Regions from separate parts of the Mus musculus genome. Here region 1 is linked to region 2. Evidence: chromatin loops called from intact Hi-C (ENCODE). Cell type or tissue: left cerebral cortex. All regions are shown on one strand. Each heading gives the region's core, and the rest is flanking DNA. Links, peaks and the distances in the headings are about the cores only. Region 1 holds the start of Dnah7a (dynein, axonemal, heavy chain 7A). Region 2 has its middle 57 kb from the start of Gtf3c3.

Region 1 (15,233 bases), core at 4,233-12,232, 670 kb after region 2:
ACCAAGTTTGAGAGTAGGTTTTGCCTTCCACCATGTGGGGCCTGGGGATTGAACTCTGGCTATCAGGCTTGGTGGCAATTGCCTTTACCTACTAAGTCATCTCATTGTCCCTTATTTGTTTACTTATTTGGGACAAAATCATATGGCCTAAGAAGCTCACTGCAAATATCTACATAGCCGAAGTTGCCCTTCAACTACTAATTCTCCAGCATCTACCTCCTAAGTGCTAGTGCTAAGACAATATATTCTAAAGGAAAAAAAAAAAAAGAAAAAAAAGTCTTCTTATAAAAAAGATTGACCTAGAATCAGTATAAGAATTGGTGTATATGATCCTTAAACAAGCATTTGGTCCATTTCAATAAAAAATCATCTTACCAACAAAACAAAAATAACCCAGCACTGTAAACTGTGAAGAGAGCACAGGTCAGAAAATATCCAACTGGACACAGAGCTAGGGGAACTAAAATATGAAGCAAATTTCTGTTCTCCACTTAGCCTTTCACACTCAGCTGCGAACCCACTCTACTTACTTAAAATGCACTTCCACATTTATAGATTAGTAAATCTATACTGATAACTCTACCCAAGGGAAGCTCTAAGTAGCTGACATAAACGCTACAGAAGACAGATAACAGGAGTGAAATAATGCCTCCCTGTCACTTGACGGACGCGGTAGCTCGACATCTCTGATCTAAAACTCACTTTGAGGAATCCATTGATGCCTGTCAGGATCTTGAGCTGGGCTTAGTCTGAAAGGCAAGGAGAAGGGATTGCTTTTTTCTTTCATGTTTCAGTTTGTGGCATCCCAGACAATGAAGAGAATTACTGTGGGAACCCAGCCCCATGTGCCACATTCCTTCTGCCTGACAGAGTACAGGACAACCTACACACATAAAAGCACTGCTTTTGCCGAATTTCATTAAATGGGTTTCTTTCTAGAATTTTGGCAAGGTGCCTTGCTGCAGACAGATTTAGAAGCAGGATCCTGCAAGCGAGAAGTTGGCCAGGGAAGCAGTATGAATGGGAGGCTGCAGAAGCAACGCAGAAAGTCACAGTAATGGGATGTCTGCCATGACAACTATAGGCCTTTGAGTGTGGGGCATGTGTCCAGAAGGCAAGGACTGAAGTATGCTTATTGATGGGAAATGGCTGGCCATCTCAGGCTTCTGTCTGTCTCCAGTGGTTGCTGTTAATCCCCAGATGCCCCCTGACCTCCTCAGGATGTGACCCTTCACAAAGTTGTCCAGTTGACCTTGGGCTTCTAGCAAGCACCCTCTGTTCCTGGGAACTGCTTGGAGAAGGCCTTGTTAGCTGGTAGCCTGGCCACACCTTCCTTTCTCCCACTCATTGTCTGTGGGCTTTGAGGTCATTTTTTCTCTTCTTATTTCTTACCTTCTAAATGTTTTTAATAATTCTACATGGGGTGACTCAAACTGGTATGCTCGACTGGCTTTCCAGTCTTCCCACTGTGCCTCTGGAGCACAGAAGGACAAGTACTGTGTATCTTCACCCCGTTCTCGGATCCACTTCCTTCCTCCTGGCCTCAGTTGACTGTTGTCTCTTCCTGAAATTTGTCTCCAATCTCCAGATTTGGGGTCTGCAGCAGTTATGTGAGTCAGGTAGCTTTAGAGCCAAAATCCTATGTGAAGTCACTTTGGAGTTGTCTGTTTTGAAATTTTTTTAAAACTAAAACTCCAGAGAAACTTACAAGAAACAGGCAGAATGACTAAGCCATCCTGGTCCTTGTGTAAGGTTACAACAGGTAAACTCAGCTCATTAAAATGTTTGACTGGCTGAGTGTGGTGGTGCACACCTTTAATCCTAGCACTTGTGAATTAGATGCAGACGGATTGATGTCTTCTGTGACTAGGAAGCCAGCCTGACAGACAAAACAAATTCCAGGCCAGCTAGGACTACACAGTGAGACCCCTATCTTTTTTTTTTTTTTTTTTTTAAGATTTATTTATTTATTATATGTAAGTACACTGTAGTTGTCTTCAGACACTCCAGAAGAGGGCGCCAGATCTTGTTATGGATGGTTGTGAGCCACCATGTGGTTGTCAGGAATTGAACTCAGGACTTTCAGAAGAGCAGTTAGTGCTCTTAACCGCTGAGCCATCCCTCTAGCCCCGAGACCCCTATCTTAAAAGAAAAAATTTTAGCAAGGATGTAGAGCCATTATATAGTATTGGTAGACATTTAAATGATTGTGGTTCTGTGGAAATTGGCATTAGGTTAAAAGAAAGAGAGAAGGAAGAGAAGAAAGAGAGAAAGGAAGAAAGAAAGAGAAAAAGGAAGGAAGGAAGGAAGGAAGAATCCTGAAAGTAGAACTGAAGTCACATGATCCATCTGTATGACTACTGGGCATGTAGCCATGAAACCTACGTCATCATACAACACGGATACTTGTACATCCATGTTTACTGAGGCACTGCTTACAACATCCAAGTTATGGGAATCAATTTAGGTATAGCAGATGAGTGGATGAAGAAAATGGACACATGGAATATTATTGAGCCACAAGGAAGAATGAGATTGTGTCATTTGCAAAAAAATGCACTAGAGATTGTCGAATAATATAAGCAAGACTCAGAAACACAATTATCACATGATTTCTCTCACGGGGAGTCTAGACTTAAAAGAAAAAAGTTATAATGAATTAGAAGGAATATTCAGTAGGGAGAGGAAAAGCAGGGAACTGTGGGTAAAATACAATTAAAGTACAGATATAAATGTATGAAATATGATAATTCATTATTTTATAAAATTAGTATATATGATTTCTTTGAAACAGAACTGAGAATTCCCCGCAGTATGCTTTTCATCATCTTAATGCCCCCTGAGCCAAGCAAGCTCAGGGATGTGTTTACTCCCAAGTTCCTAACTATATAAAAAGATATATCTCAAATAAAACCCCCAACTCTTTGTTCAGGGATGCACTGCATTCAAAATGGTTCTACATTCTCCATACCCTTTGCAGGCAATATATGTTTCTAGCATGTTCTGCCTTCTGCTTGGTGCTTTTTGGCTTTGTACTCATGGGGATATGGACCTAGTTTGCTTAGTTGCGGACCATTTTCTGGTACCAATTCTCACCATCCGTGCCTACTATCTGCTTCTCCTCAGCTTTTTACTATTCATAGAAATGGCTGTGACGTTACATTTGAATCGCCATGACCAACCTCAGATGTCTACTTCCAAGACCAAATGGAAACGTGGTACACTTCTGCAATCGAAGTCAGTGCTTGACTCTTGTCCTTTTGAGAATTCCTTCCGCCCACGTCAGCCATCTTTGTTGAGGCTCCACCCACGCTGAGCTCCACCCCCAGCTGAGCCTCCACCTTCCCACTTAACATTGCTTCTGTGCACCCAACAGCCCTTTCTTCCTCTGTTGATTTCAGGCTCACCAGACTCTTCCATGTTCTTCTCCATTGTCCTGCTGTGGTACCAGCCATCGCAGGATGTTTTGTCTCTAAATCCAAAGCCTTTGGAAAAGCAGCACAGCTGTTAGGGATGGCGCCATCACTAATTGAGAGGTTTTGTCCACCGTGGGTTAAGCCTTTCATCTCCTGCATTGTTTCTTCTTTCCATAAGCTACTGATTTCAAACTTTCCTTCTTTCTTCTACCTTTTAACCACAAACTATAAGATGTCTTCTCAGAGTGTCTTTATTTGAGTCTAATATTACCTACTTTCATTTCTTTCTCTTGACTTACATGGCATGTGACATGTTTCCTTTTCATTTGTATTTAAACACAAGCAAAACTCTCCTGTTTAAAATAACATCGTTCTTATTTTGGGCAATGCTCCAGGTCCATGTTTTTACCTTTTAGTCGTAAGATGTTTTGAATATTGTACCGTATAATTTTAAAAACAGACTTGCTTTTCTCGAGAGCTCTGCCCATGCTCCCGGCCAGACTCTGTGATCAGCAACTGCCCGCCTCACTCAGCCCCACCAATAGCCAGCTGACACTTTTCCCACGAATGATGGGAGCTTTGATCACTCTCCATCCATCAGCCATCCCGCGGCTAGCTCTGCGGAGCTGTCAATGACCGCCCCAGCTGTGCCCTTTCTCTGCCCACCTTTGTTCTGTGGATGGAAAGCACCAGACAGTTTTAACACTTTAAAAGCAGCCAGATAACACAACTGCTGGGCACAGAATCTATTGCCCTAAATTCCTCAGTTATCCTATATCAGAATTCCTCTGGTAGTGAAGGCCACCACCGGTTCTAGTTGCCCCCAGGCCTTACATGGCTTTTGTGCTCCTCTACCCAAAGCCTGGCAGAAAAGCTACCTCTCTCTATCTCATCCCCTTCGCATCCTCATGGGACCGGGAAATCCCATCTTTTCCTCTTCTCCAGGAGTTAGCTTCTGCCCTCTTTATTGACACAATTCGAGAACCAATTAGGGAATCAATAGCTTCCTCTACAGAATATTGTTGGATATTGTTCACTGTTGGTTGCTAGTGCAATTTAAAAAGTGATAATTCTTCTCTATCCTAGCTAGCTCTCAAATAAATGAGGCACAGACTATAAGATTTATTTAATCAAGCTGCTTTAGAGCGTAGTAGCTGAGCCGTTATTGATTGATTCTATTCCTTTAAACTATCTGGCTACCTCCTAGCCCAAATCCCTGAGATACTTGCAGTATGGTATTGATCTAGCTCTTTCTCTTTCTGCTCCAAGTGTGGGTTCCCATGGTGTCTTTTCGACTCTCTCCTCCTGGTGACTCTTTGTTTCCCGTCTCTCTCCCCCTCCCTTGAATGGAATCAGAAGTCCAGCCCTATTCTCTTTTCTGCTCAGCCATTGGCTGATCAGCTTTTATTGGCAAATCAGTGACTAAATGGGAAGCAATGTTTACACAATATTCAGGCAGGAGACACACAGAATAACCATTACATGGCATGTTCGTCTTGCAACCAGAAATGGAGGCAGAGAGATCAACATTTGAGTAATCCAAGGATAATCTTTACACAGTGCACCATAACATTATGTTTACAATTGGTTCTCTTCTGGCCCCTCCCAGTGCTGCTGTATCACAATGCACCACTCCAAAGCTCCATGGTATGCTCACCCCTGACGACCTGAAATCATTAGTTTACTCTCTTTCAGAAGCCTTTGATATCACTTATCACATCCCTTAAAACACCTTTTGCCTTGGTTGTCTTATTATTCCATTTTCTTTTTAACTCTGGTCACTTTTTCTGAGCTCTTTTTTAGGGTTTCCCCTTCTGTTCAGTTTTTAAGCTATTGGTATTTAGTATTTAGGTTGTTTTAAAAATAGATTCCCATTTGTTCTTGCTTTACATACTTTGTGAACCCTTTAATTGGAGCTTAAGGATTTGATGTTTGGGCCATGAGGTGATTCTGGTTTTCTGAGTTACCATTAGGCTGTTTTTTCTTAGTAGGTATACCAGTTTACACTGCCCTGTAGTGCAAGGTCTCTGGCTCTTCTGCATCCTTGCGAGTACTTGTTAATATTCTGAGTATAGATCTCTTTTCCAGTATAACATTTGTAAAGAATTGTTCTTATTCCACATATTGCCATTTTAGTCTGATAGTTTCTTTGTTGCACAAAGAATGATACCTTTGAATGTTGCCTTTGAATAGGGTTGAGTTAGTTTGTCTTCTTCTGTTATTTTGGGGGTCAGATCTATTAAGTTAATGCAAAACCCAGTGCCATAGAGCCAGTGAAATAGCTCAGTGTGTAAGGACATTTGCTATCAAGTCTGCTACCCTGAGTTCAATCTTTGGAACATGCATGGTAGAAGGAGAGGAGGCTAATGCCCACAGATTGCCCTCTGACCTCTACATGCTTCCCTCCACCCCCAAGTAAATAAATATATAAAACCAAAAGAGGGGACTGGAGAAATGGCTCAGTGGTTAAGAACACTGTCTGCTTTTCCAGAGGTCCTGAGTTCAATTCCCAGCAAACACATGGTGGGTCACAACTGCTGGGAGCCATGGCCTTGTGGATATTTTCTAGCTTACATAAACAATCCTGAGAGAACATTCGTTGTATTAACAGTAAGAATGTTTGTAGGAAAAGAGGACACTGTGACCGTTGGTTCCAAGAGCTGAAGATTGCCACCTGACCTTCAGAGAGCCCCTGGGCTCTTCCCCCTCCCTTGGAGCCTCCTTTTGCTTATGCTTATATTGACACTCCTGAGTAAAGTTTTTCAGAGCTTGATCAGTGTGATTGAATTGCTATCATTCTTCCTGTCTCCTTCCCTCCCACTCTCTCACTCCCTTGCCCTGGGTCCCCACTGATTATCCCTGCAGGCCTGGGCACAGGACCATCTGTAGTGGGGTCTGATGTCCTCTTCTGGCATCTGGGTACATGCAGAACACTCATGTGTATAAAATAAATAAGATTTTAATAAAAAATAAAACCAAAAGAAAATCAAGTGCCATGAGACCCTCTGTTTTCATTAAAGGTTTTAAAGTTTTAGTTCTTCCATGTAGGTAATCCACCTACAGGAGGTGATTTTTATATGTGACATTAAGTGTCTATGTCACATTTGTGCACGTGGATATCTACTTTCCTCAGTATCATTTGTTGTGAAGACATTGTTTCATCACTGTAGCTTTGTACTAAATTTTGAAATAAAAAAAAATATGAGGCTTCCAAATATGTCACTTAAAAAACGTTGTTTTTGGCCATTCGAGATCCCTTAAGATGTCACATAAATTTTAGGTTAGGAACCTGCCATTTCTCAACAGAAAACGTTTACCGTCAGGCATGGTGGCATAAGCCTGTAATTCTAGCACTTGGGAGGCTGCCACAGACAGATTGAGAGTTTGTGACCTGTCTAGGCTAAGAAATGAGACGATCTCAAAACCAAACCAAAATAAATAAACAAAATTAAACAAAAACTTTTCAGTAGGAGGCAGTTTACATTGAAGTCTAAACTCCTCACTCTATTTTACCAGATCTTTAAAATAGAGCACTTATTTATCTTCATCTTCATCACCGGACTCCAATGTGCTTTATTCCAACGACAGTCTGATAGATTTCGTTTTTGTTCTTCTAATTTTCTTCTGTTCTTCTGATTTTTGTTTTTTGTTCTTCTAATAACCATGAAATGTCTCAGGCTTTTGCATCTGATTGCTCTGCCCGAAATATTCCTTGCACAGCATGTGTCCTCCTCTTTCAAATCTCAGCTTTCACGTTTCTTCTGCATCTTCTAAGAGAAATGACTCACAGCACTGTTTCTATTAGTTATGAACACATGCCTTACGGTCACCCAAGCCTATGCCTGAGGGACTGTCTTGGCACAGCTTCGTTCATGTAGTCAATCACGCGTGGATTTAAATGAATTTCCGAAGGCTCACTTTCTAGTGTGTTAGGGAAGTCAACAGAACTGAACACTGAGGCTCCTGGATATGGAGCACTTTACAGGCTTTAGTCTTGAGTGCCTTGTCATTATTCTATTTGCCTACATTAGCAATGAAATCTGCAGAAACAGCCGAATGAAGGCTTAAGGCAGAGAACCACGCCCACGCAGACTCGGTGAAAGATGCAGTAACTTGAGGACCCACTTAGACATCAAGGGGTCTTCGCTCCTCACAGTTGCCTGCCACCCTCTGTAAAGTGGAGTGAGGGCTGTGTTGGAAGCCACCTAGGCCTCAGAGAGCCACCCTGCTCGACCTCTCAGAAAGTTCTGCACCTCATCTCGCAGATGCAGACGACCGGAAGTAGAATCCGCCAGTTTGTTGCTTAGCAACGAATCGACCACGGCGGTTAAAGCTCTCAGCTCAGAAAGAGCCTAGAGCTGTCCAGCGGCGAACAACTCTCCTCTCCAGGTCCTGAGTTCCGCAGCAGCGATCCCGGCCGGCGTTGCCTGGCCCGCAAGTCGACGCCATGAGCAGCAAGAAGGTGAGAGCTGGGCCGCCAGGGTCGGTCCCGGGGGCCAGGCACGCAGGAGCAGACTCCAGTACCACCCTGGCGTTGAGTGTTTTCCCTCCAGTTTCCTTCCCAACCGTTGGACCTCGTTGTCGTAACAACGGGACACAAACTGGATGCGCCATCGGTGGAAACTGGCTCCACAGCGACCCCAGCTGCACACTGGGAGTGTTTGGGTGGGAGGAGGGTGGGCGGTTTTGATGCCAGTTCAACCCAAATAAAAAGTTGATTCTCAATCTGAAAATTGTACTCAGCTTTTAAGATTTTTCATCCCTCCATAGTGGTTTCTCTTATAAACCGAGTTTGTTGTGAAAATGGCTGCAAAAGATGATGTGGGGGTTGGGGAGATGGCTTAGTGCTTAAGAGCTTGATATGAAGCCATGAAGACATAGACTCAAATCCCCAGCACCCACTTCAAGGCCCAGTGTGACTGAGCTTGCCTGTAACCCAGCTCTGCGAGGGTCAGAGACAGGAGGATTGCAGCAACTTCCCATCCAACCCCTTAGTTTCTGGTTAAGTGAGAGACCCTGTCTCAAAGTAGTAAGTCAGTGAGTGATTCACTGGCTTCTGGGCAGAGGCAGGGGCACCCTTACACAAAACATGGACATATCACACACGCACGCACACGCACGGTCACCGGCACATGCACTCTCTCACACGGGAGGGTAGTTTACAATCTTGTGCTATTTAGGTTTTGTGACAAAACAGAGCAAGGCAACTCAGAGAGAAAATTCTTATTTTGTCTCATGGCTTGAGAGGTCGCTGGGTTCTGGGTGTTTCTGGGCGCTGGACTGAAGTCTATATCAAGGCAGGGAGGAGGGCATGGCAGAGAGCACTGGGGAAGAGGCTAGAGAAAGAGCAACAGGTTGAAAGCACACCCCTAATAGCCCTCATTCTTCAGCGGGGCTTTACTCTCAATGGCCCATTCCCACAAACTTACATTAATTTATGGGTGAAAGTAGCATTTTCATCACCAATTGGTGTCACCCCTCGACACAAGAGCTCCTTGGAAAGACATGTCATATCTATCCTATTACAGCTATAGTTATAGATTATATAGGTTATAGAGTACTAGCAGAGGATGTCAAGCCTGCTAACCAAGTAAGCAGTAGTTATGTAAATGCTGGAGAAAGTTTTCAGTTTTTTGCAATCCACATATTAACTAAGAACTAAGAGACAGGTGTTTTGTTTCATATATCTAAGTACAATTAACAATGACCAGTACACGAACAAATGAGGAAAGAATTTCCCCAAATTACAGATACATGTAAGAGGAAAAAACACAACAAAAACCACCCAAGCAATCACTAGACCTCCCTGTGTGATTCTTAACAAAATCACAGCTCGTTACCATCTATACTCGAGTTGCTCATTTGCTTGATGGCCAAGTAAGACTTTGGCCCAATCATGCAACCACAATCTATACTGTCAAAATCTAAAATAGTTCTTTTGTTAACTGTACAGTGGTTTTCCTGGAAAGGTATTTTTATTAATTCTTTTCACCTATGCTAATTTAAGACTACAGTTTTCCTTTTGAAAAGATGAAAGTTCTATACTTTAATCTAAAACAAATAAATGGATTAAATTTTCGGAAATTCCATTTTCACATGACATTTACTTACGTTGTCACTCCGTTTGAAGCAGTGAGCAGTGGCAGAATTGTATTTACTGAGGGGTTTAACATTTCCTCTCATGAGTGGAAGGTTGAGAGGGATGTGGCATTTTTCAGAGATAGCTGTCTGGGTTTTTCTCTTAAGTTCGGTATTTAAAGAGAAATATAAGTCTTTCCCAGTTGCTCGTTTCATTTTTAATGCTAGGAAAAAACTTCAGACACTTAAAAGATTCAGTTGAAGGAGTTTCCAGAATTCTAAAGTGTCACTACTCAGCCACTAGGAAGCTGCTCACAAACGCAGGGGAGGCAAAACTGCTGCAGCCACGCTATGCTCAGTACTCAACTGTACAGAGCCAAGTGACCATCGTTTGTCTGCCACGTTCAACTGCTTATTCGCTTAAGAGGATGATGATGACAATGATGACCATGACGATGGCGATGATGATGCAATGACGATGGCGATGATGATGGTTTTTGAGATTAGGTTCCTTTGTATAGTACTGGCTGTCCTGGGACTTGCTCTGTAGATCAAGCTGGCCCAGACCTCACAGAGATCTGCTCGCTTCTGCCTCCTGAGTGCTGGAGTTAAAGGTATGTGCCACCACTGCCTGGCCAAAAAAAAAAAAAAAAAAATTGTATGAGAGTTTTGCCTGTATGTGTGTGTACCATGTGTGCAGTGCCCGCAAAGGCCAGACGAGGGCATTAGAATCCCGGAGTTCAAACCGTAGACTGCTGCAAGTGGCCATGTAGATGTTAGATGCCAGGCCCTCTGCAAAGGCAACAGGCTCTCTTAACCACTGAGCCATCTCTCCATCAAATTGCCTGTCTATCATTAAAAAGAAAGAGGAGAGAGTTTTCTGTGAGACCAGTACTGTAGTAACAACTTTATCAACCATAACTCAAACATGTGTCACTCATATTTGGACTAAGCTGTTAGAATTTATTTTTGAAACAAGGACTTACTACAGAGTTGAGACTAACTTTGAACTCATAAAATCCTCCTATCTCAGCTTCTCACGTGCTGGAATGTAGGTATATGACATCATCTCCAACAACACTATTAAATTGTGAGAGGTTATTGGAAATTTAGCAGAAAAAAAAAAGTCAGTTCAACAGAAACCTTTAAGCACGGCTCATGCTTGGGTTGGTTATGTAACAGGTTTCACAATATCCCTTCCAAGTGTTGAGTAGATAAAAACCAAGAAAGAAAAATCTGAAGGATTAGACTGTTCAGCAATTTGTTGCGGAGCATGCATTTATACTAAGTTCCTACAGAGAACAGATGTATACTCTAAAAGGTAATTAAAGAATAGTTGGATAGAGAGCTTCTGCAGAGGTCCGGGGCTCGGGGGGTCAGGGAGCACACAGGAGTGTGAGGCAGGCTTTGTTTTAGAGCTAATGCAAAACGTGGCAGAGAGAATCAAATTTAGATTAGTGAGGAAACAGGCAGCACACGGCCGTGGCTGAGGGGCCAGTGAACCCCGTGAGAGTCAGAAACACAACCCTTGTCCCAGGAGCCACAGTCAGGGACTGTTTAGTCCCACAGATCCGCAGTACTTGCTCCTGGTGCTCAGTATGTTGTGACGGCTCTTATTGGTTAGTTTTGACAGGAAGTTTGATAGTTAGGTGCTTAGATGTTGCCCTTGCCTGTACATAGAATCTATCATCCTCATCACAGAGTAGGACAAAATAGAGACTCAGGGAGGGGCAAACAACATAGCTGTCACAGAAATTACTAAAAATAGAGGAAGCCTTCATAGAAAGAAACTATTATGAGCAGACGCACTTTCCTGTCCACAAATCATCTGGGAGCCAGTGCCCAGTATGCATGAGTGCTCCAGAGTCAAAAGCATTTTTAATGCTATGGTGTAGTTTAACTAAAACATCGAACATCTTTTTCCCCCCAAAATTTATTCCTGAGCACAAAATTGGAGGACAAAGGCTGTCTGTTCTTCCCTTCCATTGTGTGTTCCAGGCTATGGAACTCATGTGGTCAGGCTTGGTGGCAAGTGCCTTAACTACAAGGCCATCTGTCCTGGTTAAGTGGCTTAGTTTATTTTAATTAATACCTAATTAATTAATTAATTAATTAATTCTGTTAACTTGATACAAGTTAGACCTATCTATAAAAAAACAAAAACAAAAATGGAACAACCTCAGTGGAGAAAGTACGCCTTTTCTTTTCTTTTCTTTTCTTTTCTTTTCTTTTCTTTTCTTTTCTTTTCATTTCATTTCTTCTTTTTTTATTAGATATTTTCTTCACTTACATTTCAAATGCTATCCCCTTGCCTAGTTTCCTCTCCCCTATACCCTCCCCCCACCCTGCTCCCCAACCCACCCAAACCTTTCCTAATTATGGCCTGCAGGCAAGTCTGTGGGGCATTTTCTCTGAGGACTGGTCTGGAAGGGCCCAGCCCTCTGTGGGTGGTGCTGGACCTGGGCAAGTGGTCCAGAAGCTTATAAGAAGGCAGGCTGAGCTTGCCAGTAAGCAGTGCTCCCCTGTGGTTTCAGCTTCAGTTCCTGTTTGGGGTTCCTGCCTTGGGTTCCCCTGATGTTGGAGTATAACCTGTAAGCCAAACAAACGTCCCGCAACCTAAGTGGCTTTGGTCATGGTGTTTTATCACAGCCATAGAAACCCTAACTGAGACACCATCTTACCAACCCTGAAATGGTTTCTTAATTTCAACTTTCAACTGCTTAGTACTAGTCTCTCCCTGCAGCCTCCACCCCACTCTGTGTGTGTATATGTGTGCTAATTTTGTATCTTGTAACCTTGCTGGATGAACTAATTAGTTTTAATAATTCCTTGGTGTATTATAAATTTTTCTATATATAAGATTATATTATCAGTAAAATCAAGTTTTAGGATATTTTGAATGGTATGCTTGTCTTTATAGCAAACAATGTAAAACTTGACTGAGTGAATTAAATTAAACCGGTTCTTTCCTCCCTACACAGGATAAGCTATCCACTAAAGGCAAATCAAAGACGCCAGTGAGATTCCTACCACAGTTGCCTATGGTAATTTGTTAATATATTATCATTCTTTTTTCTCTTATGATAGTGTTGCTTACTATTATCTGATTTCTAATTCTGTGTTCTAGTTGAATCTATCCTGATGGGGAAGTCCTGTCTGGTGCATATCTTAGAAAAACCACTACCTTGATAAACTCACCACATTAGTAATTCCTAGCATGCATGGATGGTTGGAGGAATCTGAGGCAAAGAAATCCCAGATGATCTCAAGGAGGGATGTCAGTGTTAGCATCAGGAAACAAGGGCTTGGTCATGGTGGTGTGTCTGGCACTGTGAACTTTGCCTGGGTCATTTATTTCTCTGAACCTCCTTTGTGACATCAGAGGAGATGGCTCTTCTAGTGTCAAAGGCTGTACTACAAAAGATTTTGTAGACTTTGGCTTTGTTTTCATTATTTCTCCATAAATTACCACTGTCTGTGGAAAAGGCAGCTACTAGGCACTGTTAGTGGACAAAGCATTGGAAAAGTTTGGTTCTGTTGCAGTAAAACTTACCATCTACTATCTACTAATTCTGTTGGATTTAATGACATTGAATTGCACTCTTACAACTTCTAAGACTTGAGTCTAAGTAGAGTTTCAGGACAGATATTATTTTGAAACATATTTTTCAAGTCTTAGAATAAAATGTATGATGGAATCTGCATTGCTTTGTACAGGGAAGATTCCTAACATTTTTTTTTATTAAATAAATGCATCGAAACAAACAAACAAACAAACAAAACCAGAGACTTAAATGAAAACACCAAGGGAATAATCTTGAGCATTTCTAAGCACCTGTTTTAATTTTCAGTCTGTTTGCAGTGTTTCAGCCAGGATTATTGGGAATCTTATAAGTAAAACCTTAACTTTCTTACATCTATCAATGTTTTTATGTTTTCTAGTTCACAAATCAAAGTACTGAAATGAAAAACAATTTCTCTTTAAAACTTAACAAATTATAAAATTGAAAATGTTGCTGTTGGGGAGTATGAGCCTGTTACACTTGTGTTCAGTCACTGCATAAGTATTTGGGGTCAGGTGAATGAATTTTTTCAAGCCAATAAGCCATATGGTTATTGAAAATGTGTTTTCTGGCTGACTGAAAACCTTACAGTATGCTCACATTTAAGCACATCTTGTGGGTTTTCTTTTATATTCTTGAGCATTTGTGATTTAGGAGAAATCATACTTTTGAGACAGTTTAAAAGAATCTATTTCCTTGTTTGTATCTAAACATTAAGTTCATACTCGTGTGAAAGCACTCCAGCAGCCACAAGACTAAGGGTGACTTTGCTCACGGGCACTCGGGCTTCTCTAAGTCTTAGAGGTCTGATCCAGCACAATTGCTCTATGCTTTCATGAACTGTGACGGGAGTGAGATAGCCCTCCTCAATCTTGTAGTTACGCCTCTGGGCACACATGGCCTTTGTGCCTGTGGGTACAGGGATGAACGACAGAGGACACTTTTCCAGACCTTGACCGTCTGCTACGTCTATGCAATGCAGGCCATATGGCAACAAAATGGAGGAGATAGTTTGGAAGTAAGATGGTTTGGAGAATAGGGATGAGAGCTTTGAAAACCAAGATGAAGGTTTGTTTTTCCTTTCCTGAGAGTTAATGATTCTGAACAGAGCAGTCAGTAGGCTCCTAGGAAGGCTGAGGTAGCCTTGTCTTACAGCACTGCCTGTAAACCAAAACCCATATCTTCTGCTGCCTGCCTTATTTGAAACTACTGTCAGCCTAGTCCCACTACTGACCTTAGTCTCTTCATATGTACCATGTTTACTGTTTCTAAAAACACGTATGGAATAACATTGGATATCTCTTTGTACAGTCAATAGGGTAACAGAATAATTTGTCATCCAAACAGACATATTGGAAGAGAAAGCGCTACCAACTGTGCTTGAACAAGAGGTGTAAACTGAGACTATGTTCTATAAATTGGGGTTAAAGTCACCATAAGAGGGACTGCAGTGACTTCTGATGCTAGCCAGAGCCCCAAACCCACATCTTCCATGATATAAGAGCGCCCGGCTATGCAGCCCTATCTCCTCTCCTCCTCACTCTGTTTTCAGGTTCTCACATAAACTTAATTTTGCAGAGTCCCTTCTGATCCTGTCTCATCTAGCACATCACTGCGCCTTCACTCTTTGATTTCCCCCATATTATTACTTCTTGATACTGTATGACACATCTATTCTGATACAGCTGTGAAGACTTCCACCTGAATGTATGCACCAAGAGGGGAGGACCAGATACTGTCCATAACTAGACTCACTGCCTTAAGTAAAACCAGCATATGACAGGGGCTCAATAGTTCCTTGTTTAAAAGGAATGACTTGCCTTTGGACTGAGTTAACCCAAGTTCCCTGGCTGCTCACCCCAATATCTTCTCTCAAGCTTGCTCCTATCTTTTGGCCTCTAATTCCTGATGCCCTTTCTGTCTTCAGTAAGTGAATTGATATCCTTCTGTATGGAGAACCTTTGTTTCAAGGTTTGGCTGCCATTAGTTTTTCTCTTGAAAATTTCAAAACACTAAAAGAATTTTGGCTATTTTTTATATTCTGTCCTGGTTAGAAGCACATCATATTTTATGTGTAAAACAGAAAACAGGACATTCCTTATCTGTATAAAAGGCATGACAGTGTTCCAACAGTATTTGTCTCAAAAATTTAGTATTAAATTATATCAAATATTAA
Region 2 (15,233 bases), core at 3,993-11,992:
GCCAGTTTGTTAGTCTATGTCTTTTTATTGGCGAGTTGAGACCATTGATGTTAAGAGATATTAAGGAAAAGTAATTGTTGCTTCCTGTTATTTTAGTTGTTAAAGGTGGCATTCTGTTCTTGTGGCTGTCTTCTTTTAGGTTTGTTGAGGGATTACCTTCTTGTTTTTTCTAGGGCGTTGTTCCCGTTCTTGTATTGGTTTTTTTCTGTTATTATCCTTTGAAGGGCTGGATTCGTGGAGAGATAATGCGTGAATTTGGTTTTGTCGTGGAATACTTTGGTTTCTCCCTCTATGATAATTGAGAGTTTGGCTGGGTATAGTAGCCTGGGCTGCAGTTTGTGTTCTCTTAGTGTCTGTATAACATCTGTCCAGGCTCTTCTGGCTTTCATAGTCTCTGGTGAAAAATCTGGTGTAATTCTGATAGGCTTGCCTTTATATGTTACTTGACCTTTTTCCCTTACTGCTTTTAGTATTCTATCTTTATTTAGTGCATTTGATGTTCTGATTATTATGTGTCGGGAGGAATTTCTTTTCTGGTCCAGTCTATTTGGAGTTCTGTAGGCTTCTTGTATGTTCATATGCATCTCATTCTTTAGATTTGGGAAGTTTTCTTCAATAATTTTGTTGAAGATGTTTGCTGGACCTTTGAGTTGAAAATCTTCATTCTCATCCACTCCTATTATCCGTACGTTTGGTCTTCTTATTGTGTCCTGGATTTCCTGGATATTTTGAGTTAGGATCTTTTTGCATTTTCCATTTTCTTTGATTGTTGTGCCGATGTTCTCTATGGAATCTTCTGCACCTGAGATTCTCTCTTCCATCTCTTGTATTCTGTTGCTGATGCTCAAATCTATGGTTCCAGATTTCTTTCCTAGGGTTTCTATCTCTAGTGTTGCCTCGCTTTGAGTTTTCTTTATTGTGTCTACTTCCCTTTTTAGGTCTAGTATGGTTTTGTTCATTTCCATCACCTGTTTGTATGATTTTTCCTCTTTTTCTGTAAGGACTTCTACCTGTTTGATTGTGTTTTCCTGTTTTTCTTTAAGGACTTGTAACTCTTTAGCAGTGTTCTCCTGTATTTCTTTAAGTGATTTATTAAAGTCCTTCTTGATGTCCTCTATCATCATCATGAGATATGCTTTTAAATCTAGGTCTAGGTTCTCAGGTGTGTTGGGGTTCCCTGGACTGGGCGAAGTGGGTGTGCTGGGTTCTGGTGATGGTGAGTGGTCTTGGTTCCTGTTAGTAAGATTCCTCCGTTTACCTTTCGCCATCTGGTAATCTCTGGAGTTAGTAGTTATAGTTGACTCTGTTTAGAGATTGTTCTTCTGGTGATTCTGTTACCGTCTATCAGCAGACCTGGGAGACAGATTCTCTCCTCTGAGTTTCAGTGCTCAGAGCACTCTCTGCTGGCAAGCTCTCTTACAGGGAAGGTGCTCAGATATCTTGTATTTGGACCTCCTCCTGGCCGAAGAAGAAGGCCCAAAACAGGACCTTTCTCAGACACTGTGTTGCTTTGGCAGTTCCCAGGTGATACAGACTCTCACCTAAGCAGACTAAATTCCTAAGTTCCTTGGAGTCCCGGGACCAAGATGGCGACCGCTGCTGCTGTGGCTTAGGCCGCCTCCCCAGCCGGGCGGGCACCTGTCCTCTGGTCCGGAAGGTGGCCGGCTGTCCCCGGCCCACACAGGGTGCTGCCTCAGCGCCTCTGTGCTTCTGCCTGTTCCAGAAGCTGTCAGGTTCTCTGGCGCACCCTCTCACCTGTTCAGACTAATTTCCTAAGTTCGGCGGGTCCCGGACCAAGATGGCGACCGCTGCTGCTGTGGCTTAGGCCGCCTCCCCAGCCGGGTGGGCACCTGTCCTCTGGTCCGGAAGGTGGCCGGCTGTCCCCGGCCCACACAGGGTGCTGCCTCAGCGCCTCTGTGCTTCTGCCTGTTCCAGAAGCTGTCAGGTTCTCTGGCGCACCCTCACACCTGTTCAGACTAATTTCCTAAGTTCGGCGGGTCCCGGACCAAGATGGCGACCGCTGCTGCTGTGGCTTAGGCCGCCTCCCCAGCCGGGTGGGCACCTGTCCTCTGGTCCGGAAGGTGGCCGGCTGTCCCCGGCCCACACAGGGTGCTCGAGGCCACCCATTTCAATATCAGCATTAGGGTATGTCTGATTGAGTGTATAAATAGTATCTCTTGTTTATTCTGTGTGTGTGTGTGTGTGTGTGTGTGTGTGTGTGTGTGTGTGTGTGTGTGTGTGTATGTGTGTGTGTGCATGTGCGCACATGAATGCAGGGGTCTCTCATTGAACCAGTTGACTAGTTTGGCATGCCAGGAAAGTGTTCTTGGACTCAGATACACCCAGTCCTCACATGAAGTAATTTTATTCTCTAAAACTCCATTTTCCAATATATTCTTGCATAAGCTCAACTGGGTTCCACAAAGGTATACTGGTTAGTAGCACTTGTAAAAAGAGGTGATGGCTTGGGATAGGAGACTTCCAGCTCCATGGCTGAGCTGGACAAGATGCCCGCTGGAAGAATCTAAAGATGGCTGTCATGGTGAGGTCTCTGTATTCTGATTTTGCTCAGTCATTGGCTGGAGTGTCAATAAAGGCAAGATGTCTCTGGATGCAAAAACACTCTAAGCACACCACAAAATGGGTACCACAAGAAGGGATGAATTCAGAAAACACAAGGCTTACAGGGTTAGACATTTAAGTGCCAGAATTCAATGAGGAAATAGAAAAAACAGTTTTAAGAAGACAAAATAGAAAAAGGGCTGAAAATTTTTTCAGAGAATTTAACATTCCAAAATGTCATGACATTATGGCAGTTAATTACTATTTCTTATATTTCATTTATAATTTGCCACGGCACTCCGGTCGAGTCAGCCTGTCAGGCAGGGATGCCTAAAAGCTGCTCATGAGGCAAAGAGCTTCACGGAAGCTCTCCTCCTGGAGTCTGGCGTTCCCTTTATCCCATACATTAATTTTCCATTCCCGAGTTAGTCTAGTGTATGGATCCACATGCTCTCTTTCAGTATTTTCCTATTATAAGTGCCTTTTAAGATTGAATTCTGACATAGTTAAAGCCTTCCACCAGTGTTCCAACAGTCCTAGAAGTCCTTGAGGAAGATCATGGGCTAGAAATTCAATAGGAATGTTGCTAATCAGAATAGCCTCTAGTACTACACTATAAAACCTAGGTCACTCCCTTACACAGGAATTTACCATCACTAGGAAGAAGGAAGTTTCAGACCAAAGAGAAACCAGAATAGATACTTAGAACTAAAGGAAGTTTCAGACCAAAGGAGAAACCAGAATAGATACTTAGAACTATAGCGAAGTTACACCCATACATACGTATTTAAAATGGCCTAAGGGGAAGGTGGATCATTTTTTAAAGGAGTGGGGAGCTGTAGGAAAATTAGAAAATTTGGTTAGACTTAAGAAAGCTAACTTTAGTATCTGTTATCCAGTCTCTGCATGCTTAGAAGGCTCAGGGCTTGACTGAAGTTTTGGCTGCATCTGTCAGAAAGGTTGGATGAAGTGAGGTCATCTGGAATCTCCAGATCCCTGAAGCTGTTTTGGAAGCAGTGGATTGTGCAGGATGCACAGAGCAGTTAAGGATAAATCTTTGCTCCTTGTTTGAACAGGTGGAAGGCAGCTGTCTTTTTTAATGAGTTAATTTGATCATAACCAATTGTAATCTTTATTCATGCCATATGAAGGATGGCATGAAGAATCTTAAGGATTTCATAGTCAACAAAATTTATTGTCTAATTTTAGCTGAAGTTTTGGCTAAAGACATTTTTATGTCTAAACCAGTTACTGAGCTGTTCCCATGTATAGGAATCAGCAAATCAGTTACCCGTCCTGCTTGATGTTTTCAAATTTTTCTTTTTTGTAGCCAAGAACTTCAGGAGATCTTTCTGTCATATTTGATCCATATCACTTTGGAAGCGGTCCAAAGCCTTTTCTTTTCTATTAACACAAATACAGAGCCTCTCTCCCAAAATAACATGTCCTTGGTTCAGGATCCCAAACTTATAACCACATGCATTTTGATAAATAAAACAATTCAAAGCAACTAAAGCAATCTAAGCAAATATTATTATCTATTGAGATAGTGTTCCCCCACAATTTCCTGCCCTGATCTACATGAGATCAAGGCCTAAATTATTCATATGTATACTTAAAATTCTCTCTTCTATGGAAATTAGTATCTCTGTGGATATGTATGTCCCATTTCTCTTTATAATACTTAAATTAACATAAGTTTCTACTGTCTGAGATAAGATTTCTCTACTTCTCTTCCCCTGCTCTTGACCTACCATTTAAGATCAAAAGCCTCAATTTATTTATTAACTTTCTATACTTTCCTATGTATTCAGCTTCAATTAAATTCCCTTCTACTTACTGTATAAGCCTATTTCCAGACTCTAAATTTGTCAAACCAGGCTAAGCAGTCCCAGAAATTCCATGTAGACCATATTGAGATCCCTAATGCTGCCCTGGCATAGACCTTTTCAAATTTCTTCTAATGCACTTTTCTCATTTATTCTATTCTATTGAGATTAGTATCTCTGTGGATCTATCTATCTATCTATCTATCTATCTATCTATCTATCTATCTATCTCTTGAATTAACATTCTTTCCTTTGTGTTTAACTTTAAGTTGCCTTTTAATACTTAAAAAACCGCTTAAACATTACCATTGTACTTTAATCTATCCTTAAAAACAATTAAATTACATTCCACTCATCTTTATCTTTTGATTACCTGCTTGTTGAAGGAGAGCAGTCTCTATTGTCTGCCTTCCTCTCCCTTCTGAGCAGCCTGTCTGTTTGCACAGCAGGGGCTCCCAGCTCCTGAGAGTTCATACTCTCTGAGCCAGCCAGAGGCCTTTGCTAAGGGTGGGTGGGTGCTGTGTGCCTTTGTTCTAGTTCCAAGGCTTGTGCAGCTTGGGGAAGACCCATGTGACTCAGCTGAGAAACCAATTCTCCCTCCCTCCTAAACTCAAGTCACACAGTGATTGTTTTCCATTCAGTATCTCCAATTTTTAAAAGCAAGTTCTTGCCCCAGGTTGGTACTCCGTCTTGTATTTTCTTATGTGCATTAAATAACAGTACATTTAGAGTTAAGCTTAATAATTTCATTGTTTTAATACATCAACTTTTAATATTATATATATGATATGCATGTCAGAAGTGCTGGATAGCACCAGGGAAACATGAGGACTGATGATATGAATTCACAGTGACTGTAGCATGCACAAGACTTATGCAAGTTAAAAACCAGACAGAATCCCAGTACTGAGAAGAGGAAGTGGATATAAAGTCCCACCTCTAACTGAGACACTCTGCAGTTAATACCTGCTGGGAAGGGAAAGTCAGTGTTTCCAGTGGGCTATTGTTGGGAATATTAACCATAGTCTAAGGCAGGCCCCATGCCCAGAAGTAATTGGGCAACACAAAATGAACCCCATTTTTCTTATCTTGTATGCACTCGTTCTTTTAGTATATTTTGTCTTTTTTTTTAAAAAAAATTAAAAATTAAAAAGTTTTAGTTTTTGTTTTTAGAGCAAGAAAGAAAAAGGTCATAGAGTTGGTGGAAAGGGAATGGGGAGGATCTGGGAGGAGATGGGGGAGGAGGAGGAATGATAAGAATATAGTGTGAAAAAATTCATTAAAAAACTTAAAAAGATTATGTATGGCTACACATACATGTATATGTAATATGTATAATTTCAGGTAAAAAAAATAGGATCCCTTAAGGCAGAATAAAAAACCGTGGTGTTATTTGCTCCCTATCCTTTTCCTTCTGTATAGCTCTTCCCTCCTCCTTTGCAGTGGGAGCCCCTCCCCACTATTCTACCATATCTTCATTATCATCATACATTTTGGACAGGACTCATAATTTGAGCTGGATCTGACCGGAAGGTGTTGGCTAGTCATGTCACTCAGGCCACTCCCTTTGTAAATTTTGTGTATTTTGTAAACCCACAAGGCAAGAAAGTGGACACCTCCCCTTCCCTGAGAAGGTCTATCAGCCAGGCCCCTCCTCAGGACCTCCCTAATTGTCATAATGGCACTTCCAACTTCTGTAACTGTCACAGAGGTCATCTCCAGCCCCTTAATAGGACCCTCCCCTGATTATGATAATTTTAGGTGAAAAGTCTGAACAGGAAAACTCACCAATCCCTGAGCACTGCCAAACTCGGACTTGAAACCCCACAAATCGTCACTCTGGAAATCTCTGCCCTAGAAAGTCTTGCCCACTAAGAAACCTTATATAAAGGCTATGTCTGCTCAGTTCCTAGCTGTCTACTCCCAGTAGAAGAGGCAACTACCCCTCAATTCATCCCTCCACACCCTGGACCCTCCCAATAAATATCTTATGAGGTTTGTTGCCTGATGTGGCTCTTCATCAGAGGAAGCCAAGAAGCAATGAAGAGAAGTGAAGAAATGGAGTGGGGCTGAGGCTCCTGCGCTCCTGAGCTCAGTTGGGGATCCCCTCTCCTGGGAGCAGCAATGCCTCTGCTGAGGAGGCATCCTCTCAGCTGTGTGGGTCTTGGGCTCCCATTTCTCAGAATGCCCTTCCAATGGGATACACTCTCCCCTCAGAGCTGTGTGGTTCCTCGGCTTCCAAGTCCCAGGACACCTTCACATCCAAGCAGGAAGGCCTGGTACTGGAACCCTAGCCAGCTTCCCAGGGATAGTGAGGTCATGGGCCTTCAAAAAGAATCTACTACTGCCACTTTGCCAGATTAGCATAATTCCTTACTATATTCTAAATCTCATAACTACCATTCCTCATCAAAGAAGCTTCTATGTAGAGTAAATGGAGACCATTCCAGAAAACAAAACTGAACATGTTGCAGAGAGCAGTGCATTGTGGGAAGCCTAGTCACACGAGATGAATGTACATCACAGCTCCTGGATCTATGACTCAGGGAACATCACAGAAGAAAGGGGGCAGAAAGAAAGAGCCAGAGGACCATGAAGTTTGCTGTGAAGCAATCTCTCCTAGAAATGGTTGCATAGACAAGACTGGAACAATGGCAATATCAATAGACCTGTTAACACAGAAGAGGATGTGTGGCATCCCACTCCTGGGAAAGAAATACAGCCAATTAATGACTGCTGGGAGAAGGAGAAGGAGTCTTCCCAGGGATGAGACCCCCTTGTTGGTTGTCCAGTGCAGAGTAGTCAGCCTTGAAACCATATACACACCAACATAATGGACTCAGCAAGTTGTATTTACATGTATTTGTGTGTATACACCATATACACATGCATATATGCATATGCACAACTGTAACAATACAAATACTCATTTGAGAGTGGGGAGGACATATGAGGGGCTCAAGGGAGGGTAGTTGGGAAGACCTAGAGGGAGGCAAGGTGTGGGGAAAGTGGGTTCTGTCTCAATTAAAAACGTGGGGGCAATAGAGGTGACTGGGCTGTTAAGAGCACGGGCTGCTTTTTCAGAGGGCCTGGGTTTGATTCCTAGTACTCATATTGGGTTACAACCTCCTAATCCTCAGGTCCAGGAGATCTGATGCCCTCTTCTGGCCTTTGCAGGCACTGCATGTACATGCTGCAGATACACAAGCAGGCAAAACACCTGTACATAAAAGGAAACCTAAAAAACATTTAAAATACTTTAGAAAAAGAGGGGTCTGAGTGGAGCAAAGTGATTAAGCATACTTTTTAATGACATACTTTCCAAGCCCAGTTTTGTATTGTTTACATAGATACTGGGTATTCGTGAATTTTCTCCATTTCAAGTGTAGGTCTTACTGAACATAAAAAGGAGACAAGGGGAGTAATTGGCCACTAGGGGGAGCATGGGCTCCACAGAACTTTCCAAGTGCACTGGGACACCTGTCCAGTATAGAGATGGAACAGCATTTTTTCATTTATTTTTCAGACTATAATATAATTATATGTCATCATTTATATCCTTCTCTTTCTTGCCTCAAAACCTTGCTCTCTCAAATTCATGGCATCTTTTCAGTACTTGTTACATACATACATACATACATACATGTGTGTATGTATCATGTATATCACTGCCACCCTAACCAAGAAAGAGGACATCATAATTAGTGTCCTTGTAGGTTGCCGATGCTCACATCGTCTGAGCTGTGCCAGTCTTACTAAGCTGCAATTGTGTCTCACAGTGTGAGGGTAGATGTGAGGGAGTCGCCATTACTATGTGGTGTGGTAACAATGCAGATTTTCCCACTGCATGCTGACTTTTACTCAGATGCTAGACCTTTGTACGGCCGTCCGGGTAGCTGGACTGGGCTGAGCTCCTAGGTTCCCCCATAGACAAGGGCAGCACTTCTCAGAAGCTGGTCAGGGACTCGAGTGGCTGCATGATGCACCCCATTATGTAATCACTCACGGATGCTTCTATTTTCCACTTTGTGCAAAGCTCTGGTGTTTGATCCACAGCACTGGCCCTCCCCCAAGGCTATTCCTTTTTATGTTTACTCTGGACACGTCTCGCTTGCTTGTCATGTGCTGTTTAAGTTGTGTGATCATTCCTTAGGAATTTTCCAGGTATTCAGATGTTTTTGCTTTCCCCATTCTTATGTTCAAATGGTTGAAGGACCTCATGATTGCAGGGACATGTTTTGTAATGGAGGCTGTGCTATCCTCCCCTCCATTTTAGCAATAGGTGTTCATATATTTAAAATTATTAAGTAGGCTTATACACTTTTTGTCTGTATACACTTGACCATGCTAAAAAAGAGTATCTCTTAATTCCATTTTATCTTTTTATTATGTCTTTTTACTTTTACTAACTTAGTGTATGTGTGCATGTCGTGAGATACATGCAGAAGTCTAATGAGAACTTGTGGGAGTAGGGTTCTCAGAGCTGGTTCTCTCTAAAGTGGGATCAGGGGATCAAAACCGGATCAGTAGGCTTGGCAGGACTCTGTTACCCATGGAGCCATCTCGGTAACCCTATTTTCTTATTTTTATCATTAGTAAGTGTTAAAGTCCATTTTGTCTTAACATTTTATTAAAGGCTTTCTCAGAAATCTGTAGGGATCATATAAATTTTGTTTTGTTTTGTGGTCCTGGAGATCAAACCTGAATCTTCATTCATGGTAAACAAGCTACATTGTCTATTATTTTAGTGTTTTTGCGTCCTAATATTGACTTGTAGTCCTCTTTGTATATTAATTCCCACTTATTCCTTGGAAGTATGTTCCAAGAATAGTATAATGGACTTCTGATATGGAGACTCTATCCAGCCCTAGATAGCCTTAGAAAGTAAGAAGCTAGAAACCAATGCAACTTATGGCCAATGTGTAAGACAAGAACTAGACAAGAACATTCTGCTAGAATGCCTACACATACACTCAGATATGTCCAGGAAATGTTGAGTGAACAGTCTGTGTTGTAAAGAAATCCAAGCTCTGGGATTCTGAAATGCCAATGGACACTAGCAGAGCCAGTTAGCTCCCTGTCCTTTTCTAGGTCCCAAGTGCAACCTCACAGCATGTTTAGTTTTTATTAATTATTTATCTACATCCCAAATGTTGCCCCCCTCCCTGAGTTCTTCACCCCATCCTCCTCCCCTTTACCTCTGAGAGGGTGTTCCCCTCTTGGGTAGCTCCTCACTTCAGGGCATTAGGTCTCACTGGATTAGAGGCATCTTCTTCCACTGAGGCCAGACAACATAACCCTCTGATACATATTTGCTGGGGGCCTTGGACCACCCAGTGTATGCTCTTTGGTTGGTGGCTCAGTCTCTGGGAGCTCCCAGGGATCCAGGTTAGCTGACAGTGCTGGTCTTCCTATGGGGTTGCCATCCACTTCAGCTCCTTCAGTCTTTCCCCTAACTCTGCCATAGGGGTCTCCGACCTCAGTCCAATGATTGGCTGTAAGTATCTACATTTGTCTCAGTCAGCTGCTGGTAGAGCCTCTAAAGGACAGCCATGCAAGACTCCTGTCTGCAAGCACAACATAGCATTAGTAATGGTATCAGGGATTGGTGCTGCCCCACCCAGCCCCCATGAGATAGATCCCAAGTTGGACCCATCACCGGTCAGCCATTCCTTCAGTCTCTGCTCCATTTTTGTCCCTGCATTTCTTTCAGGCAGGAGCAATTTTGGGTAGAAAATTTTGTAGGTGAGTTGGTGTCCCCATCCCTCCACTGGGAGGTCCTGTCTGACTATTGGAGGTGGTCTTTTCATGTTTCATATCCTGTTGGGCATCTCAGCCAAGGTCACCCACATTGAGTCCTGGGAGCTTCCCCCATCTCAGATCTCTGGGACTTTTTAGAAGTTTCTTCCACCTCACCACCCCTGGCAGCTGTATATTACTATTCATTCTCCTGGTCCTCTGGGCCACCCCTGTTGTTTCCCCCACTCCTTATCCTGCTCCCCACCCCCCATCACAAGGTCCCTCCCTCCCTCTGCTTCCCATGATTATATTGCTCCCCTTTAAATAGGATTTAAGCATCCACACTTGGGTCATCCTTCTAGTTTAACTTAGGGTCTGCAGGGTGTATCATGGGTATCCTGTACATTTTTGCTAATATCCACTTATCAGTGAGTTCATACCATGCATATCCTTTTGGGTCTGGGTTATCTCACTCAGGATGGAACACTCCACCATTGCTGTACTTGTACAGCCATTCCTGAAATCAATCTGGTGGTTCCTCAGAAAATTGGAAGTAGTTTTATATGAAGACTCAGCTATACTACTCCTGGGCATATACTCAAAAGATACTCCACCATATCACAAGGACATGGCTCTACTATGTTCATAGAAGTCTTATTCATAATAGCAGAAAGTGGAAGCAACCCAGATGTCACTCAACCAAAGAATGGATACAGAAAATATTGTTCATTTACACAATGGAAGAGGGCACAGATCACAGCTGCTGGATGTGTCCCAGGGGAACACAGCAGGCAGGGGTTTCACCAGGCCTTTCTGGCTTTTAGAGTCTATGTTGAAAAGTCAGGTTTAATTCTGATAGGTCTGCCTTTATATGTTACTTGGCCTTTTTCCCTGGCAGCTTTTCATATTCTTTCCTTGTCCTGTACACTTAGTGTTTTGGTTATTATGCAGAGAGAGCTATTAAAAACAAGGATGTTATGAATTTTGCAGGTAAATGGCTGGAACAAGAAAATATCATCTTGAACAGGCTTATTGATATTAGTGTTATCCACAATTAATTCTACCCCATGTGGAATAGAAGTTCCTGAAGAACAACAGTTTAGAGCTATTTTTAAAAACAAAGGACAAACTTACTTTTAGTGAGATAAAATTTTGTCTTAAAATACAAATGGCTATTTATAGAATACTAAAAAATTAATCTCAGGGCTGTACAGGCACCAGAAACACCCATGTAAACCCTGCCTGCTGGGTTCTCTTAGGACACACCCAGCAGTGGTGAACTATGCCCTATCTCCAGAGCTCTTTAGTACCACCCAGGCTCTGCCTGTGTTCCTGCAGGGCTGTGGGCACCAGGGCTATCCAGCTCCCCAATTCCCTGCCTGACAGGTCCCCCTGGGGCACACACATCAGCAGTGAGCTATGCCCTAGTCCCTGAGATCCATTTCCTGACCTACAACTCTGCTGGCATTCACAGAGGCCTACTGGCACTAGGGACAACCAGATGGCCAAATGCCAGCAAAAGAATACTATCAACAAAAGCCAAAGCAACATGACACCACTAGAGCCCAGCTATCCTACTACAGCAAGCCCTGGATATTTTAGCATAGTTGAAGCACAGGAAAATGACTTTAAATCCAATCTTGTAAAGGTGATAGATGCCTTTAAAGAGGAAATGAATAAATCCTTTAAAGAAATCCAGGAAAATACAATCAGATGAAGGAAATGAATAAAACTGCTCAAGACCTGAAAATAGAAATAGAATAAAGAAAACACAAACCGAGGCAACCCTGGAGATGGAAAACCTAGGGAAGAGAACAGGAACTACAGATGCAAGCATCATCAACAGAATACAAGAGATGGAAGAGAGAATCTCAGGTGTAGAAGACAGAGGAAAAAAAATCAATGCATCTGTCAAAGAAAGGTGTTAAATCTAAAAAATTCCTGACACAATACATCCAGGAAATCTGGGACACTATGAAAAGATCAAACCTAAGAGTAATAGGAATGGAAGAAGGAGGAGATTCCTAGCTCCAAGGCCTTTATAATATTTTCAACAAAATCATAGGAGAAAATTTCCCTAACCTAAAGAAAGAGATGCCTATAAAAGCACAAGACGCTTACAGAACACTAAACAGATCGGATCGTAAAAGTCCTTTCTACATAATAACCAAAAGACTAAATGTACAGAACAAAGAAAGACTATGAAAAGCTGCCAGGGAAAAAGGCCAAGTAACATATAAAGGCAGACCTATCAGAATTAAACCTGACTTTTCAACATAGACTCTAAAAGCCAGAAAGGTCTGGGAAGATGTCTTGCAGACCCTAAGAGACCACAGATGCCAACCAAGACTACTATACCCAGCAAAACTTTTAATCACTACAGATGGATCTATTAAGACTAAACAACTTCACAGGCATATTAAATCTGGGAGCAAAGTTTATATAGAGTTCATATAGATTCCTCTTAAGTTTTACAAATATGGAAAGGTTAGGCCATGCTCTAATGGTGTCAACAATATAGACAATGTAGAACCACTGTCTATCCCTTGATCCAATAAGTTAGGCATTATCTCCAGGCTTCAGAAGGATCAGTACTCTCAAAAATAAATCAAAGCATGCAGTCTGAAGAGTCTTGTCTGAACTACTCCCAGCCTTGGAGCTTGGCCCTGCCACATATCCTGTGTGCTGGTAGAATGTAGTCTGAATGCCTGCACCTAGCCTACTGTACCACATCCAATTCTTAGGTCTATTTTGGGTCTCAGAGCCATGTACAGGTCTAGCCTGGTAAATTTCCTGAACCTGCCGGCATGCAACTTCCCAAACCCTAGTCACACATCCTGTGAGCTGGCCCGGTCTGAAAAGAGAATACTTTAAAATTCATTAAGTTACAAAATCTAAAAAATTCAAAAATATTAATGTTTATTTTTGGCCCTAGTACTCAAGAGGCAAAGGGACATAGATGTCTGTGAGTTTGAAGGTACCCTAGGGATACATAGTGTGACCTTTTCTCAAACAAAACAAAATCTCCCAAAACAAAACAAGAATATATAAAAGAAATGGATGGATTTCTCAGGCAAAAGAACCCAGAATAGTGAAAACAATCCTTAACAATAAAAGAACAGCTGGGGGAATTCACCATCCCTGACCTCAAGCTTTACTACAGAGCTACAGTGATAAAGAACTGCATGGTATTGGTACAGAGACAGATGTGTTGATCAATGGAATAGAACTGAAGACCCAGAAATAAAACCATACACTTACGGACACTTGATCTTTGACAAAGATGCCAAAATATACAATGGAAAAAAGAAAACATCTTCAATAAATGGTGCTGGTTTAACTGGCTGTTTGTATGTAGAAAAATGAAAATAAACTTACTTTGTCACCTTGCACAAAACTCAAGTCCAAGTGGATCAAAGATCTCAACATAAAACCAGATACACTGAATCTAATAGAAGAGAAAGTGGGAAAGAGCCTTGAATTCATTGGCACAGGGGGAAATTTCCTAAACAGAACTCCAATGGCTCAGGTTCTAAGATCAAGAATTGATAAATGGTACCTCATAAAACTGAAAAGCTTCTGTAAGGCAAAGGACAAAATCAATAAGACAAATTGGTAACCTACAGATTTGGAAAAAAATCTTCACTAACCCCACATTCGATAGAGGGCTGATATCCAAAATATATAAAGAACCGAAGAAGCTAATCACCAAAAAAAACCAAACAACCCAATCAAAAAATGGGGTAAACCAAGAATGACAACAGAGGAATCTCAGGCTGAGAAGCACCTAAAGAAATGTTCAAAGTCCTTAGTGATCAGAGAAATGAAAATCAAAATGACCCTGAGATTCCACCTTATACCAATCAGAATGTCTAAGATGCAAAAGCCATCCATTGGATGGAGCACAGGGTTCCCAATGAGGGACCTAGAGACAGTAGTACTCAAGGAGCTGAAGGGGTTTGCAGCCCCATAGGAGGAACAATAATATGAACTAACCAGTACCCCCAGAGCTCCCTGGGACTAAACCACCAACCAAAGAGCACACATGGTGGGACCTCAGGTGACAACACATGTGAGAGAGGATGTGGAGAAAGAGGAACATGCCTCCATTGCTGGTGGGATTGCAAACTGGTACAACCACTCTGGAAATCAATCTGGAGGTTCCTTAGAAATTGGAAATAGATCTACCTGAAGACCCAGCAATACCACTCTTAGGAATGTACCCAGAAGATGCCCCACCATGCCACAGGGGCACATGTTCCACTATGTTCATAGAAGCCTTACTTGTGATTGCCAGAAGCTGGAAACAACACAGATGCCCCACTACAGAAAATGTAGTTCATTTACACAATGGAATACTACTCAGCTTTTAGGAATGAGGACATCCTGAGTTTTGCAGGCAAATGGATGAAACTAGAAAATATCACCCTCAGTGAGGTAACTCAGACCCAAAGGACATGCATGGTATGTACTCACTAATAAGTGGATATTAGCCAAAAAATAAAAGTAAAATAAAAGTACAGAATACCCAAGATATGCTCCACAGAACTCAAAAAGCTCAGCAAGCTGAAGTGCCCAAGTGAGGATGCCTCTGTTTCACTTGGGAGGGAGAAGAAAGCAATCACAAGTGGGGAGGGAGCAAGGGACCTGGCAGGGAAAGTGGATGGGGAGGGGAGTGTGTGTGTGTGTGGGGAACCTGATCTGATATTGGGTGAGGGGAAAGGACTGAAACCCTGAGGGCCAGCAGAAAGAATGGAAACAGGCAACCTTGGGAGGTAGGAGGTTGGGGGACTCTCCAGAATGCACCAGAGACCTGGGAGATGAGAGACTCTCAGAACTCAAAGGGAGGGACCTTAGATGAAATGCCCAACAGTAGGGGGAGGGAACTTATAGAGCCCACATCCAACAGGAAGACAGGACATCAAGTGAGGGAGGAGGTTGCCACCCCACAGTCAAAACTCTGACCCATAATTGTTCCCATATGAAAGAATTACAGGGATGGAAATGGAGAGGAGTCTGAGGAAAAGAAGGTCCAGTGACAGGCCCAAAGTGGGATTCAGCTCAAGGGGAGGTCACAAGGCCTGAGGAGGCTATGGCGCACTT

The links. A loop is a pair of places that touch in the nucleus more often than their neighbours do. Peaks named below come from ENCODE experiments on the same cell type or tissue, not always from the same donor. Only the 100,000 strongest peaks of a DNase experiment are listed, where the experiment ranks them.
Region 1: it touches region 2 in a loop (6-fold over the local background); 7 of 42 quality-filtered maps call a loop at or near these places.

What each region holds. Positions count from the first base shown.
Region 1 is chr1:53,699,323-53,714,555 of GRCm38, reverse strand. Dnah7a (dynein, axonemal, heavy chain 7A) reads left to right here and starts at 7,772. Exons shown (of 66, transcript NM_001252070.1): 1 at 7,772-7,878; 2 at 12,476-12,538. The coding sequence starts at 7,864. It overlaps Gm32311 (a long non-coding RNA gene), which reads right to left and starts at 14,230. Exons shown (of 5, transcript XR_373404.3): 1 at 12,693-14,230; 2 at 9,528-10,125; 3 at 703-749. In left cerebral cortex, for the core only: CTCF peaks have their summits at 8,048 and 10,220 (motif pointing right); DNase peaks (open chromatin) are centred at 7,492, 7,717, 8,001 and 10,249; H3K4me3 peaks cover 833 bases; H3K27ac peaks cover 939 bases.
Region 2 is chr1:54,374,060-54,389,292 of GRCm38, reverse strand. No RefSeq gene overlaps it. Among named protein-coding and RNA genes, the nearest start is that of Gtf3c3, 57 kb to the left of the region's middle. In left cerebral cortex, for the core only: CTCF peaks have their summits at 7,601 (motif pointing left) and 7,810 (motif pointing right); DNase peaks (open chromatin) are centred at 6,813, 7,594, 7,796 and 8,367.